Regions from separate parts of the Homo sapiens genome. Here region 2 is linked to region 1. Evidence: chromatin loops called from intact Hi-C (ENCODE). Cell type or tissue: IMR-90. All regions are shown on one strand. Region 1 has its middle 24 kb from the start of LINC02176. Region 2 overlaps CRISPLD2 (cysteine rich secretory protein LCCL domain containing 2).

What was found. Hi-C counts contacts between places; a loop is a spot of excess contacts. Peaks named below come from ENCODE experiments on the same cell type or tissue, not always from the same donor. Only the 100,000 strongest peaks of a DNase experiment are listed, where the experiment ranks them.
Region 2: a loop joins it to region 1, with 3 times the contacts of the local background. A loop is called at or near these places in 4 of 110 quality-filtered maps.

The regions. Positions count from the first base shown.
Region 1 is chr16:84,947,928-84,955,927 of GRCh38, forward strand. No RefSeq gene overlaps it. Among named protein-coding and RNA genes, the nearest start is that of LINC02176, 24 kb to the left of the region's middle. RefSeq lists enhancers at 177-677, 678-1,178. In IMR-90, CTCF peaks have their summits at 3,204 (motif pointing right) and 4,475 (motif pointing left); DNase peaks (open chromatin) are centred at 4,474 and 4,924.
Region 2 is chr16:84,832,894-84,840,893 of GRCh38, forward strand. It overlaps CRISPLD2 (cysteine rich secretory protein LCCL domain containing 2), which reads left to right. Exons shown (of 15, transcript NM_031476.4): 2 at 5,529-5,842. The coding sequence starts at 5,603. Among named protein-coding and RNA genes, the nearest start is that of CRISPLD2, 17 kb to the left of the region's middle. RefSeq lists an enhancer at 3,279-3,847. In IMR-90, a CTCF peak has its summit at 3,648; DNase peaks (open chromatin) are centred at 3,498, 5,308, 6,338 and 7,238; H3K4me3 peaks cover 385 bases; H3K27ac peaks cover 4,776 bases.

The DNA of each region.
Region 1 (8,000 bases):
ATGACGCTGGGGATGTTCGTGCAGTCCTGGCCATTTGAGGCTCCACAGGCCCAGCAGGCCAGGCCCTGGCATCAGCACCCATTTACAAAGGGGGAAACTGAGGCTCCCAGGGTTCTTCCTATGCCCGATGCTAACAGAGGTAGCAGGTATTTCCCTCTCTTTCCATATTCAGAATAAAGTTAAGATGCTTCTCCTGGCTGGGCACCATGGCACACTGCCTGTGGTCCCAGCTCCCCGGGGGACTGAGGTGGCAGGATTACGTGAGCTGCTGAGGTCGAGGCTGCAGTGAGCCATGATCATGCCACTGCACTCCAGCCTGGGCGAGAGAGCAAGACCCCATCTCAAAAAAATAAAGAAAGAAAGAAAATTAAAAAAAAAAAAAGATGCTTTTCCTTCCCCAAAGCGTGTACATCGTGTATGTTGTGGATAACGCTGGTAACTCACAGAGGTCCCCACGGATCTCTCGGTGCTGTCGTTCCCGTGGCCAGCACCTGCAAACACCCCTTCCGGGGGCTGCCTTCAGGCTACAGCAGACACCTGGCCAAAGTCCCTCTGGGTCACTCTGCGGCCTGAGGCTGCGGGGTCAGAGGCCCAGCTCCCTTGCCTGAAGACTGCCTCCCGCTTGCCTGCCCACGAATCAGGCTGGGGCTGGGCTGGGGCTGAAATGGGGCCCTGGCCAGGCTTCCTCCGGTCCCTAGCCTGCCCTGCTTCTGCACCCAAAGCCCGCCCGGCCGGGCACTCCCACGGTGCCTGCACGCAGGTCCTCACCTGGGGCTGCGCCTCTAGGGCCTCCCACCTGAGACAGGCGTTGGGACTCTCCCCCAGTGCCTCCCACTGTGGCACATGAGGGGCAGTGCTGACTTCCTCAGTCACTCAGCAGATACTGACTGAGCACCGACCTTGTGCCGGCCAGGACTCCAGGTGCCAGGCGGTGCTGTGGCTATGTGTGTGTGTGTGTGTGTTCCTGTGTAGTTTTGTGTGTGTGTGTCCCTGTGTGGTTTTGTCTGTGTGTGTGTCTCTGTGTGTTTTTTTCCGTGTGTGTGCATGTGTCTGTGTGGTTTGGTCTGTGTGTGCTTGTGTCTGTGTGGTTTTGTCTGTGTGTGTCTCTGTGTGGTTTTGTCTGTGTGTGCATGTGTGAATCTGTGTGGTTTTGTCTGTGTGTGTGTGTGTGTCTGTGTGCTTTTGTCTGTGTCTGTGTGTGTGTGTGTCTGTGGTTTTGTCTGTGTGTGTGCATGTGTCTCTGTGTGGTTTTGTCTGTGTGTGTGTGTGCATGTCTGTGTGGTTTTGTCTGTGTGTGCACGTGTCTCTGTGTGGTTTTGTCTGTGTGTGTGTGCGTGTCTGTGTCTGTGTGTGTCTGTGTGGTTTTGTCTGTGTGTGTGCACGTGTCTCTGTGTGCTTTTGTCTGTGTGTGCGTGTGTGGTTTTGTCTGTGTCTGTGCGTGTCTGTGTGGTTTTGTCTGTGTGTGTGCACATGTCTGTGGTTTTGTCTGTGTGTGTTTGTGGTTTTGTCTGTGTCTGTGTGTGCTTGTCTGTGTGGTTTTGTCTGTGTGTGTGTGCGTGTCTGTGTGGTTTTATGTGTGCATGTGTGCCTCAGGTGCATCTCTGCGTGTGTCTCCGTGTGTGTGGTGGGGTGTGCCTCTCTCTGATGTTTCTACAGGGGAGGAGCAGGTATCAGGTCACACAGGTGCTAAGTCGCAGAACTAGGGTCTAAGCCCGAGTCCTGAGGCTCTCCACCAACCTGTGCCTCTGAGAAAGGAAGCGCGAATCCTCCACCGCGGGGCCTGCGTATCCCTTAGTTTGTATTTGATACTTGCCAAAAGAGCTCTGCGAGACTTATTTAGATTCTTATGAACACTCCGGGCACACGTAAACAAAGGAAACACGAGTGAAATGGGTGGATTACAGAATGTCCTAAACTTCTTCACTTTTGGAGTCTGACTCTCTGAATCACTCCTTAACTCTGAGTGATCAAGGTCCATGTTCTCTCGGTGCCACCAACCATGAGTACAGCAGCAACTCTTCAAGGGCTCCACTCAAGGGCTAAACCTTTGCTTCTTGAACCGGCTTTGCAATTACCGTATTTCATCAAATATGAGCTGCCACTGCAGGTGAGGAGCATCCTGATTCCAGAGACATTAAAATGGAAAGGAGGTGTGTTTCTCCAGTTTGATAAAAAGAGAAAGTGGCCTGGACTCCTTTTGACTCCCACATCCAACTAACACCTCCTTCAGCTTTCTGCACAGCCATGTAATTATCTTCCCAGCTATCCTAGCCCTCTCCCTCTCCCTCCAGGTTGGCATCGGCTCCTAGTTCTCTAAACAGAAGGATGTCCTGCCTCAGGCCTTCGTACATGCTGTTCCTTCCATCTGCACACCATTCCTGAGCCCCACATGACTCCCTCTCTCCCATTGTCCTGGTCTCTGTTCAAATGTCACCTAAGGGCCACCGAGCTGCACAACCTCTGGAGTGCCGTGCCCATCACCCTTCACCCCCTGCCTCAGCTGGACCCATTCCTCACAAGCCAGAGGAATTTTACTCTAATGGTGGAATTTCAGGCCAAGTAGAAAAATATATTTCGTGTGTATGAAGAAAGGGGAAAAAGAACCCTTCTCTGAGACCTCAAGTTATTATTTAATTGATTAATTTTTAGTCATTGATTAAATTATTAAATAACAAATGAAATCAATTGTATTAATTTCTTAGGAGTAAATTATTTTTCCACTGCACTCCAGCCTGGACAACAGAGCAAGACCCTATCTCTAAAAAATTTATATAAATCTATTGCCAATTTATTAATTGCTATTTAACAATGAGTTCCACCAACTGAGGGCGCTGGACCAGGCATGGTATGAACCTAAAGAGCCACACCCTTATGATCTACTGGGCCCAGTAGGGTCTGACCCTGTGACCTGTCTGGGCCCATTCCCAGCGCCTGCTGCTGCAGCCACACCAGCCTTCCCCCAGCTGCCACAGAGCCTTTGCTTCCTGACCACCTTCAAGCACTCCTAGATCTTGGCCCCCTAAGCCAGCTCGGCCCCAGGGTGATTGCACTTTTCCTGCCTTTGGGCAGCAGGTGGTGTATCAGTCAGGACTGGCCACATTGTGCCGCTGTGACAAACAAACCCCAAATCCCAGTGGCTGAAGACAATAAGGATGTGTTCCTTGCTCATTCTCTGTGTCAGAGGCCAGCGGGGGGTTCTGCTCATCATGGACACTAGGGGGCCCCAGCTCAGGGAGTAGCCACATCTCAACGGTTGCCAGCAGCCGTGCCAGAGGCGCTCACGTTGGTGAGTAAATGCTCCAGCCTGGGCAGGGACGCATGTCTCTTCTGCTCACATGCTTCCCGGCTACAGGTAGGAGAATGACAATGCGTGCCACATCCCCTCAAAAGGGGCAGAAAGTCTAATCCTACCAGGTGCCTAGAAGAGAGACAACCAGAAATATTTGGTGCCCAGCACTAATATCTATACCAGGTGGCGTTCAGTGAGCATCCAGTGCAATACAGCTTCCTGAGCAGCTCCTAGGTGCCAGGCACTGCACAGGGCATAGGGAACCAGCAGTGAAGACAGACAGTGGACAAGCCAGGACAGAACTCATGACTTCACTGCATGGGTGGCGCCTGCTGCAGGGAGAATGCTGGGCTCCAGCATGTCGAGCAGGGTCCAGTGACTTCAAGGAGGGGTTTAGAAAGGCCCCTCACTCTGGGACCAGTGTTTCAGGTAAGGCCTAAAGGGTGACTAGGACTTCTCTGGGTGAAGATGAGTGGAACAGCCTTCTAAGAAGTGGGCGGGGCCGGGAACAATGGCTCACACCTGTAATCCCAGCACTTTGGGAGGATGAGGCAGGCAGATCACCTGAGGTCACGAGTTCAAGGCCAGCCTGGACAACATGGTGAAACCCCATCTCTATTAGAAATACAAAAATTAGCTGGGCACGGTGGCTCATGCCTGTAATCCCAGCACTTTGGGAGGACAAGGCTGGTGGATCACCTGAGGTCAGGAGCTCGAGACTGGCCTGGAAAACATGGTGAAACCCCATCTCTATTAGAAATACAAAGATTAGCTGGGCGTGCTGGCGGGCGCCTGTAATCCCAGCTGCTTGGGAGGCTGAGGCAGGAGAATCACTTGAACCTGGGAGATGGAGGTTGCAGTGAGCCGAGATCGCACCACTGCGCTCCAGCCTGGCAACAAGAGCGAAACTCCGTCTCAAAAAAAAAAAAAAAAAAAGAAGTGGGCATAACATGTGCAAAAGACCTGCGGCTGCAGGAAATAATCTTTTCCAGCAACTGTGAGGAAGCCAGCGTGGCTGGAACACATAGCACGGAGGAGAATAAGATGGAGCTGGAGAGGTCAGCGGCCAGATCATTCACAACTTTGTACACCGGCTTGTGAGCCCCAGCCCTCATCCTGAGAGCCATAAGGAGCCATAGAGGGTTTGTCGCGATGTGGCTCTGAGCAGCACCCTCTGGTGGCCTTTTAGGGAATGACACTCTTAACATACATGGGCAGCTCCAGGCTGCAGACATTGCTGCCCGGCCAGTCCTGGGCTTGGTTCTAAGTGTTACTTGCAGCCCTTCAGAGAATGCCCATTCCATTAACGCTGGGTGAACACCGCTCACAAAAGGCAATAACCAAGTCTGCAGCTGGCGGGAGACATTTGAGATGGCACACCACCAAGTCATGCTCTCCAGGAGACACCAGACAGACAGGCCAGCGCTACACGGAGCTGACCCAGACGGCAGAAGGTCTGGCTAGCCTGGGTTTTCTCCAATGGGTGCCTGGCTGGGACCTGACTTCAGAGGTTGAGCAAGGGGAGGGGATGGAATCCTGATCCCCTTAATCTTCGTGCAGGGCTGGTGAATCTCAGGCCCCAGGCAGACAGCCAGCCAATGGGCAGAGAGGCCAGGAGCTGACTCCACAGCTCCTGGCCTCATCTGGGAAGGGAGATAAACTCCACCAGCCAGACAAAGGGGGCCCCAAGGCCAGGGCCTCCCTCACATGCCTGTGGCCTCTCTCTGCTTGAGACTGCACCATAGGCCGCAGGCCCTTATCAGCCATGGCCTGGGGACTTCCCAAAGTACAGCCTGCCAGCAAAAGACCACCACCAACTGTTTCATTCTTCATTTCAGACAGGATGAATTGAGCCACCTGACCTTTTCTGGAAAGAGGCAAGAGAAGGAATGTTTCCTCCTTCAGTAAAAGACACTCAGACACATGTCCAGTGTCACGGTGCAAAAGGGTCAGGAAACCAAGTCCCCTCCCATCCCAAAGCCCCATTTCCCTTCCACATTGCTGGTGTCTTTTGTCCTTCCAGAGAGCCCCAGCACAGAGCAGCAAATATGAGCTTAGTGATTCCTGGAGAGGGCTGTGTCCCATGAATGGACTGCCACTTGCTGGCTGCTGGCTTTACGTCTACAGGCAAAGGATGTTATGAAATAGCTCCGGAAGTTTCTTTTGGGGGCCCCCAGCACCTCTTCTCCTATCACGACCAGGCTCTGAAAATGAGGCTTCTTGCTCAGGGAAGAGAACAGGTACAGAGGAATCCACACTCAGCTTTGAGCATCAAAATAAGGGTTTTTAAGGTTTAAGTGTTTGATGAGACAGTGGTCTTGAAAGCCAGGCTTTCCTGGAATTCCCAGAGCCACACGTGACCTGACCACAGTGGAAATCAGACAGGGGACACGTGCAAGATGCAGCCCTGGGGACAGAAAGGCAAACAGCAAGGAGGCGGCTGCAAGAGGGACTTGGGGGAGGTGACAGAGGTGACCATCTTGCTACGACCCCACCGGGTGGAGAGATGGAGACGGGGAAAGCAAACAAAACCCACACAAACAACAACAGAAAACCTGCTCTCAGGGCCGCGTAATGACCGGTGCCCTTTTGTACAGAAGCCCCGCCAGGTTTTGAACTTCAAGCAGGTCCGTGGGGGAAGAAAAGGGCCCAGTCCCATGGAAATTTCCTAGTAGGGTTTATTTTGAAGCAAAGGTTTGGCAGACGTGACCCAGTCTCCTTGGCTAGACAGGGCCTCTTTGAAAAGAGTCAAAAACAGCAGAAAGATGGGAAGTGGTCCTAGAATGAGCTGGTTTTAGTGGAATCTTCTTCTTCCAAAAAGAACCGCCAGAGGCCAGCCCAGGCCTCCCTTGCTTTCCAGAATTCAACTCAACTCACCTGTGGCCCGATGAGCTCGGCGATTCAGCTCGCCCTAATTCCCCAAACCTGTGCAGGTTACCTGACGTGGCAAAAGGCACTTTGCAGGTGGGGCAAGGGGCACCTTGCCATAGGGAGGGTAACCCGGGTCATCCAGGTGGACCTAATCGAGTCACACGAGTCCTTAGAATCAGAGAACCTTTCTGAGCTGCGGTCGGAGGGAGCCGTGGTGGAACCTTTCTGAGCTGTGGTCAGAGGGAGCCGTGATAGAACCTTTCCGAGGGTGCTGTGATTACCGAAGCAGCAGCAGAGATGCAACATTGCCGGCTCTGAAGGTGGACGAAGCGGCCAGGAGCCATGGGATGCCAGTGACCTCTGGACGCTGGAAAAGGCAGGGAAACAGATTCTCCCCCAGAACCCCCAGAAGTTACCAGCCCTGTTGACCGTGACCCAAGCCCAGGGAGACTGAGGCTGGGTTTCTGACCTGTGGAACCGTAAATGACAAATGAGGTTTTTAAGCTGCTAAGTCTGTGGACATTTGTTACAGAACCCGTCGAAAATCCACCCGTCATCTTTCTTGAGCTCCTATGTGGCCGTTCCTGGGATGTGATTCCTAATCCTCGTGACCACCTGTGAGACTGGGCCTGTGATCCCCAGTTCACAGATGGGGAAACTGAGGCTCTCTGAGATGAACTGACGCCCCTTGGGGACCTGAGCAGGGACGGGAACTCCAGGCTGACTCCAAGCTGCGTGGACCTCCGGCTGCCTACAGGTGAGGTGTGTGTCTAACTGCCTCTCAGGGGAGAGGCTGGGACTTGGTGACAGCCTGTGCGGAAAGTGCTGGCACAGAGGAGGGGTTCAGGCCACGTCAGTCCTCTCGCCCCTTTTCCCAAACATCTGCTGACACAGCTCCATTCTGGCTGCTAATTGGGTGACAGATTCTTCCTGATTGCCACTACAAAGCTATTATAAAATCAACCCTGGCCGGGCGTGGGGCTCATGCTGTAATCCCAGCACTTTGGGAGGCCAAGGCAGGAAGACTGCTTGAGGCTAGGAGTCCAAGACCAGCCTGAGCAACATAGCGAGAGCCCATCTCTACAAAAACAATTTTTAAAAATGAGCCAGGTAGGGTGGTGCACACCTGTGGTCCCAGCTACTTGGGGTGTTGAGGTGGAAGAATCACTTTAGCCGGGGAGGGCAAGGCTGCAGTGAGCTGAGATGGTGCCACTGCACTCCAGCCTGGGTGACAGAGCAAGACTGTCTCAAAATAAAATCAGCCCTGGGCTCCCATGGGCAAAAAAACTACTTACCCCCCACACCCTGTGCCCTCTTGGTGGGTAAAAGGCTAAGAAGCTCAAATTGGCAGGAATGTGGTTGGGGCCCCGGCCACCCATGTTGGCCCTGTCTGATCGCTGTGTGACCTCAGGCCAGTCAGCACACCTCTCTGGAAATGTGTTGTTTGGTTTGGCAGAGCTCCCAAGGTTCCCTGCAGCACCAGCTACCTGGGAGCCGCTCTGGTCCCTGCCTGGGCACTGGGGATCAGGTCGGGCTGGCGGCTGCTAGGTGTCAACACCTGCAGCCTGGCAGGTGCCCCAGAGCCCTCCAATCAAGGCCAAACCTTCCTGCCCTCCCGTTCCAAAAGTCAAAGGTGCTCCCTCCCCAGGGAGCTTAGGTCAGGGCCTGGCCCTAAAGCTCTGTGTTCCACCTGGCTTGGCTGACCTCAGGGCAGCCATTCCTTGGAAGGGAAATAAGCCTACAGCTGCCAGGGAAAGTGGAATGGCCCAGGGGTCCCCAACGGTACCCCCAGGCCAGGAGGTAATGGCTCCTTGGCTCAGTCTTTCTCACACTTTGCTGG
Region 2 (8,000 bases), 120 kb before region 1:
CATCAGGGAGACCCCTCGCTAAACTTGGACACATGGTTTGGTGATCCCCTAAATGTCCACAAAGCCTCGGCCAGGGTAGAGGGGTGCGGTTGGAGAGCTCATAGTGCAAACAAGCTGTGTTGAAAGTCCTCCAAACTTTTGGCAAGTTTGAGTTCAAGTCTTGGTTTCACTTTAAACTAGCCACACAGTCTCCTAAATGCCAGTCTCCTGGACTCAGTTGCACTTTCTGTAAAATGGGGCTGAAAACAGCTGCCTCCCTGCTAGAGTCCAAATGCATCTCAAAGCTCTGGGCAGCGCGGGAGAAGTGTGGCTCCCGTCGCTTTGATTCGCCAGCTGTGGGTCTCACCATTGACCCTGGGACCTGAAAGCTCTGTCCGTTCCCCTCCCAGCCTCTGCTGTGTGCTGAAATCTGGTGTGTTTTCATGAGGTCTCGGAGCCGTTATCTTACTTGTGGTCTTATGGGCTCAGTTTTGCAACTCTGGCAAAAGAGAACAAAATCTTCTAGAGAGCATTTCTGCTGTGTTGTCCCGCGGTCCCTAGTGATATTTCATTATCAATGAGTGGCTGAGTGGACAGGATGCAGGGGCATCTCTCTAGGAGTGGCGCATGCACCCGGCCCTGCCTGGGAGCATCAGGGGTAGAAGAGCAGAGTTAGAGTGGGAGCCTCACACCCTGGGTACCGAAGTGCACTCGGGGCAGCCACCAAAGCGTGAGCTCTTCCAGGACGCTAGGAGGGCACTCTGCAGGGGGCATCCATCTGCCAGAGGTCAGAGGTCAGAGATCAGCTCATCATATCTGGGTCAAAGGCGAGTGGGCAGCACCGATGGTGGTGGGGGGGCGTGTTTGTGTTGGTGGAACGTCACCATGATGCGAGGGTCTCCGTCGTCTCCCATGGGGGTGACACGTTGGTGCCTTCTCATCAACAGAGGCACCACGTGACCCGGGAGGCCCGTGCCCTGACTCCCCCAGCCCAGCAGCCTTCCCAGGAGGCAGAAGAGGGTGGAAGAGAACTTTAGGGCAAGATTCGGTTGTTTGGTTTGGGAGCCCCCTTCCCCCTGCATGGGTTGGTGGGGGTGCTTGGGATTTTCACATCCAGAGGGAAGCCCACTCCGTGGGAGGCAGCAGGGCACTAAGCCAAGGGCATACCTGGGCCTCGAGGTTAGAAGAGCTGCGTTCCGGCTCCAGACTTGCTGCTCGCCCTGGGCAGGTTCCTTAAATTCCATGGACTTCAGCCTCCTCATCTGTAGAGTGGGAGTGATGGAGCCCAGACTCTGGAAAGTCAGGAGGGTGAGAGGAGATCACGGAGGTCAGGCGCTCACACCACGACGGGCGCAGGGCAGGTCTTCCCCGGCGGCCCCCTTCGCCCTGAGGGTTGCTGGCGTGAGCCCCTTCTTGATGTTGGCAAGCCCGGGACCACTTGGAGGTCCATCCCATTTGGAAAGAGTTTGTGTGTTTTCATTGTCAATGGAAAAGGGGTGGAAGTGCTTCGGTCCCGGTTCCGACTGAGCTGTCTCAGAAGTGAGGGTAGAATGGGCAGTGTGGGCCAGGGCTGCCGGGCACTGCCCCTGTGAACTGGGCCTCGGCCAATTGGTTTGTGGCTTTGGCAGATGGCACCAACCAGGTTCCAGCCAGGACCCTGGCCTGGCCTCCTAACGTGCCTGTCTGCCTCCTTCGTGTCTCCTCTTTACAATAGCCAGGGGCATATTTGGAAACAGTCCTGTCCAGCCATGTGTTATCTGATGTGTGTTGGTCTGTTAAGCCGGCTACAGCAAAGTACCACAAGCTTCAACAATAGGAATTTAGATTCCCACAGTTCTGGAGGCCAGAAGTCTAAGATCAAGGTGCTGGCGGGGCTGGTTTCTTCTGGGGTCTCTCTCTGTGGCTGGCAGACGGCGTCTTCTCCCTGTGTCCTCATGTGGTCGTCCTCTGCGTGTCTCGGTCCTAAACTCTTCTAGTAAGGACACCAGTCAGCTTGGTTAGGGCCCAACCTCATGGCCTCACATTACCTTAATCACCTCCGCAAAGGCCCCGTCTCCAAATACATTGCATTTGGAGGTCCTGGACATTAGGGCTCCAGTGTGTGAGTTTGGGGAAAACCAGCTCAAACCCATAGCTGTGTGCTTGTTCCTGTGCACCCAGCACTGGGCTCTGGGGGTACAAACTGGAATGAGGTGCTGGCCCTTTTATGGTTACTTTTCTTTTTTTAATTTTTTTGAGGTGAAGTTTTGCTCTTGTCTCCCAGGCTAGAGTGCAATGGCATGATCTCGGCTCACTGCAACCTCCACCTCCCAGGTTCAAGCAATTCTCCTGCCTCGGCCTGCCAAGTAGCTGGGATTACAGGCAGGCGCCACCACGCCCAACTGATTTTGTATTTTTAGTAGAGACGGGGTTTCTCCGTGTTGGCCAGGCTGGTGTCGAACTTCTCAGGTGATCCACCTGCCTCGGCCTCCCAAAGTGCTGGGATTACAGGTGTGGGCCACCATGCCCGGCCTATGGTTACTTTTCTGCTCAAAATCTGCTGTGTTCTCCTGCGGCCCAAATGTAGTAGGAGCCATCCAGATCTGGAGGAGCCTCATCCCCTCCCAAGCAGGGACCCTCCGACCCACCCCCAGGCCCTCTGGGCTGAAGTCAAACCCAACCACTTTCAGACCCAACAGTACTGGCACACCACCCAGCATGGCAGGCCTGTGTCTCCCAGGCTGGTGGCTTTTGTGGTGCACATGAGGGCACTTGGAGAAACCCTCCCATTCCTCTCCCCTTTTCCTTCTGTTGTCTTCCAATGTGGAGGTTTCACTAAACCCCGTGGTTCTCCCAACTCTAAAGCTCCACCTGAGACTTCATAACTTCTCTTTGGAATCCTTAGAGAAGGACCAGCCTCTAAGCTGTGGAAGTCCCTTTAACATTCAGAACAAAGGCGGCCAGTCAGATCTCCTGGGATAGCTCACGCTGGCTCAGGAGGACGTGCCAGAGGACTCATTTAAAAACAGCATTTGACTCCTCCTGTTTTCTCACTTTGGCATTTTGTTTTATTTTGTTAAGCACAGGTTGGCCCTCCCTGATCTGACAATCCAAAATCCGAAATGCTTCAAAATCCAAAACTTTTTGAGCACTGCCCTGAAGCCACGTGTGGAAAATTCCACACCTGACCTCATGTGATGGGTTGCAGTCAAAACATAGTGAAAACTTTGTTCCATGCACAAAATTATTTTAACATGTTGGATGAAATTACCTTCAGGCTACATGTATAAGGTGTATCTCAAACATCAACAAATTTTGTGTTTAGATTGGGTCTTATCCCCAAGATATCTCATTATGTACATGCAAATCAGCGGAGCATCGTCATGACACCAGGAGGACACCCCGTGACGCCGATTACCGCACTCTCAACCTCAACCCAGCGTCAGAGTTTTCTGGCATCTCTTCTTTGAGCCTGGCCGCCTGCAGCTGGAAATGCTCATATATGGTGGTGTGACTAACCTGAGAGAGAGAGATCAGGGATCCTGAGAAGTTCTGCATTCTTGGTCTGCTTCCCAGTGGGACGAGTAAGCACGCAGAGGTCCTCCCCACGCAGCCCCGGGCTCGGCTTTGGAGGAGGGCAGCCCGTCTGCCCTGCTACAAAGCAAGCCAAGCCTCTCCTCTCCGCATGGGGTTATTTTTGTCTGAGGCGCAGGCTCAGTCAGGACCCTGGAGAGTTTCCAGGGGTCGGGAATGGGAACCACAGCATTCCCATAGCTCTTTGGCTCAGCCTCTGTCGCCTGTTGCCAACGTTTCTGCTTCCTGGGATGCCCGTCTTGGCCTCTATCCCCTCCAGGCCTTGATCTACATCTCCCCACCCCGGCCCCACCCGAGGATGCCCACCTTGCACTGCCACTGTCCCAGCCAACTTGACTGGTAAACACCTGGTTGGTGCTATGGGGGTGAAGACCAGGGAGGACTCATGTGAAGAACTGAGCCCCGTGGAGTTCCGACGGGTCAGCCTGAGGCACGGCCACCACCCAACCCTCCAGACAGAGCTGCTTCTTCCGGCCCTCGAGGGCCTGGCACTGTCTTTAGAGTCAGCCTTGTCCTGCTATGTGGGGACTGCGGGTTTCCTCCTCCATCTCCCCGACCTAACTGAGCTCCTTGAGGCCAGGGACAGAGTCCTCTTCATCTTCGCATCCCCAGTCTCCATCTCGGAGTCCAGCACAAAATAAGGCGCTTGATGGAGGTGACTGGGTGGCCCCGACTCTCCCCTGCGAGGAAAGCAGAGAGGAGGGGTGTGCGTGGACGCACTCGTTCAAGCCCTTCCTTGTCTTCTTGGGCCAATGACATACATTTTTCAGATGGCAAGCCAGGAGGAGGAGGTCTGTGGTTCGTGACCCTATAATGGAGGGGAGGTAGTTGGCCCCCAGGGACAGAGGAGTCAAGGTAGCTTGCTGGAAAACTCTGGGTCTTTGTAATCATCATTTCGAATTTCAGCATCTCTGCTTACCAGGAGGCCGGCCCTGGGCTTGTCTTGTCACCACACTAAGCCATAGCTTGCTTTTTTTTTTTTTTTTTCTGAGACGGAGTCTCGCTCTGTCGCCCAGGCTAGTGTGCAGTGGCGCAATCTCGGCTCACTGCAAGCTCCGCCTCCCGGGTTCACGCCATTCTCCCGCCTCAGCCTCCCAAGTAGCTGGGACTACAGGCGCGTGACACCACGCCCGGGTAATTTTTTGTATTTTTTAGTAGAGACAGGGTTTCATCGTGTTAGCCAGGATGGTCTCGATCTCCTGACCTTGTGATCCGCCCGCCTCGGCCTCCCAAAGTGCTGGGATTACAGGCGTGAGCCACCGCCCCCGGCCAGCCACAGGTTTCTTATCTGTAAAATGGGGATGAGAACAGCCTGACCTCCTGGGTTGCCATGGTGATTGAGAATAACATAAACGACCGGCCTGTGTAGGTGCTGATGAAGGGTTTTCTGAGGGAACAAAAGGCTGAGGCCTTGGCTGGACGTGGTTCTGGGCAGCTGTGTCTTAGTGTGCAACAGATGTGCGGGTGGGGCCCGGGGCGAGGGCCGTGATAAGAGGAGCCATATGTCAACCACTATTGGTAAACTGAGTCTGACTTCACAGGGACTAGAAGTTTGCTCTCAACGTTGGTCCACGGAGCATCCTTTGGTGATGGGAAATGACTTTAGCAATCCCCTTGGGGCAGGTGATAGAAGCTAATTTGTGCCTGAGATTCACCTGAGTCCTGAATGAATAAGAGATGCTGACTCATAATTAGAAAATGCAGGGACTCGCTCAAGGAAAACTTGAGTCCAGGAAGAACTGTTCTAGGTTATCCTCTTTGGAATCCTGACAGCTTGCCTCGCTGGAAACCCTTGGCGTAAATCCCAGCTCCACCACTTCCTGTCTGTGGGACCTTGCTTGTTTAGCTTCTGTGGGCCTCAGTTTCCGCATCTGTAAAATGGAGAGAGTCGTGTGTGCTGCGTTCGCTGCTCCAGCCAGCGCTGTGACCGGCTCCTACTAATGCGACTTCTCCCACCACCCTCTGCTTCCTTTCAGAGCTCAAGCGCCCAGCTCTGCCCGAGGAGCCCAGGCTGCCCCGTGAGTCCCATAGTTGCTGCAGGAGTGGAGCCATGAGCTGCGTCCTGGGTGGTGTCATCCCCTTGGGGCTGCTGTTCCTGGTCTGCGGATCCCAAGGCTACCTCCTGCCCAACGTCACTCTCTTAGAGGAGCTGCTCAGCAAATACCAGCACAACGAGTCTCACTCCCGGGTCCGCAGAGCCATCCCCAGGGAGGACAAGGAGGAGATCCTCATGCTGCACAACAAGCTTCGGGGCCAGGTGCAGCCTCAGGCCTCCAACATGGAGTACATGGTGAGCGCCGGCTCCGGCCGCAGAGGCTGGCACCGGGGGTGGGGCCTGGGCCACCAGCCTGCTCTGTTCCCCAGCCAGCTCTGTTCCCCAGCCAGTGCGTGTGATGGCTGGCTCAGGGTCTCCTCTGGCAGGGGAGGATCCCGGCTCTGTTCTGTTTTGTTTGTTTGTTTTGAGACAGGGTCTCACTCTGCCACTGACGCTGGAGTGCAATGGCACAATCGTCATGCCCTGAAACCTTAGACTCCCGGGGTTAAGCGATCCTGCTTCAGCCTCCCAAGTAGCTGGAACTACAGGCATGCACCATGGTGCCCAGCTAGATTTTAAATATTTTGTGGAGATGGGGGTCTTGCTACGTTGCCCAGGCTGGTCTTGAACTCCTAGGCTCAAGCAATCCTCCTGCCTCAGCCTCTCAAAGTGCTAGGATTATAGGCATGAGTCACCCTGTCTGGCTCTGGCTCTGTTCTTAACATTCTGCCAAAACAACACACGTGGGTTCCCTGTGCAGAGCCTGCCTCGTTGCCTTCATGTCACTCTTGGTAGCTCCACTGGGAACACAGCTCTCAGCCTTTCCCACCTGGAGGCAGAGTGGGGAGGGGCCCAGGGCTGGGCTTTGCTGATGCTGATCTCAGCTGTGCCACACGCTAGCTGCACCACCCTGACTTCTCCTTAGCCCGTGTGAGCCTCACTTTCCACTTGGAGAGTCCTTCCTCGCGTGGTTGCCATGACTGTGAGATAAGTCGAGGCTGTGAAGGGCCCGGCACAGACTGACCCTGCCTCCCCAACCCCTAGGCTTTGCTAACCGGGAAAGGAGCTAACGGTGACAGAAGACAGCCAAGGTCAACCCTCCCGGGTGATTGTGATGGGTGTTCCAGGTGTGGTTGGGCGATGCTGCTACTTGACCCCAAGCTCCAGTGTGGAAACTTCCTTCCTGGCTGGTTTTCCAGAACTACAGAGGAATGGACCACAGTCTTCCAGGGTCCCTCCTCGTCCACCAACCGGGAGCCTCCACCTTGGCCATCCGTCAGCTATGAATGGCTTTTTAAACAAACCCACGTCCCAGCCTGGGTAACATGGTAAAGCCCCGTCTCTACAAAAAAATCCAAGTTAGCCGGGCATGGTGGTGCGCACCTGTAGTCCCAGCTGCAGTGGGACTGAGGTGGAGGTGGAGGTGGGGGGTGGGAGCTGAGGAAGGAGGATCGCTTGAGCCTGGGAAGTCAAGGCTGCAGTGAGCTGAGATTGCACCACTGCACTCCAGCCTGGGTGACAGAGCAAGACCCTGTCTCAAAAAAAAAAAAAAAATCCACATCTCCCCCAGAGTCTGAGTCTTTGCCACTTTGTGGGTACAGGCATCATCATGTCTTTGGAATGCACCCATGGCCCCCTGCTGTGATTGCTCTGAGAGACACGCTGCCGTCTCATCTGTGTCTTTAAAGCTGTGGTCACGTTCCTTTGCCACAGGCTGAGCTGGCCTGGGTGATGACCCGTGTCTCCCCCACAAAGCTGCCATGGAGGGTCGTGGCATGAGGGTTGAGTGGCTATTACGTGCCACGTGAATTGTGTCCTCTTTAATCCTGACAGTAATCCTGGAAAATAGAAAGTATTAGCACCAATTTGCAGAAGAGAAAACTGAGGCTCAGAGAGGTTCATCTTTAAAGGACTTGTACAAACCACACAGCTACAAATGTACAAATGGTGAAGCTGGGATTCAAAGCCACCCTGTCTGTCCCCAAAACCTGCACATAGAAGGTGCTAATACGTATTTATTGTTTCTGTTTGTTTGTTTGTTTTTGAGACAGAGTGTTGCCCTGTCGTCCAGGCTGGGGTGCAATGGTGCCATCTCGGCTCACTGCAACCTCTGGCTCCTGGGTTCAAGCAATTCTCCTGACTCTGCCTCCTGAGTAGCTGGGATTACAGGCTTGCACCACCACGCCAGGCTAATTTTTTGTATTTTTATTAGAGACGGGGTTTCACCATGTTTGTATTTTTATTAGAGACGGGATTTCACCATGTTGGCCAGGCTGGTCACAAACTCCTGACCTCAAGTGATCCACCCACCTCAGCCTCCGACAGTGCTGGGATTACAGGCATGAACCACCGTGCCCGGCCTATACATATTTATTGAATGTGTGGGTAGGAGGCTCTGCTTCTCTGCCTTCCA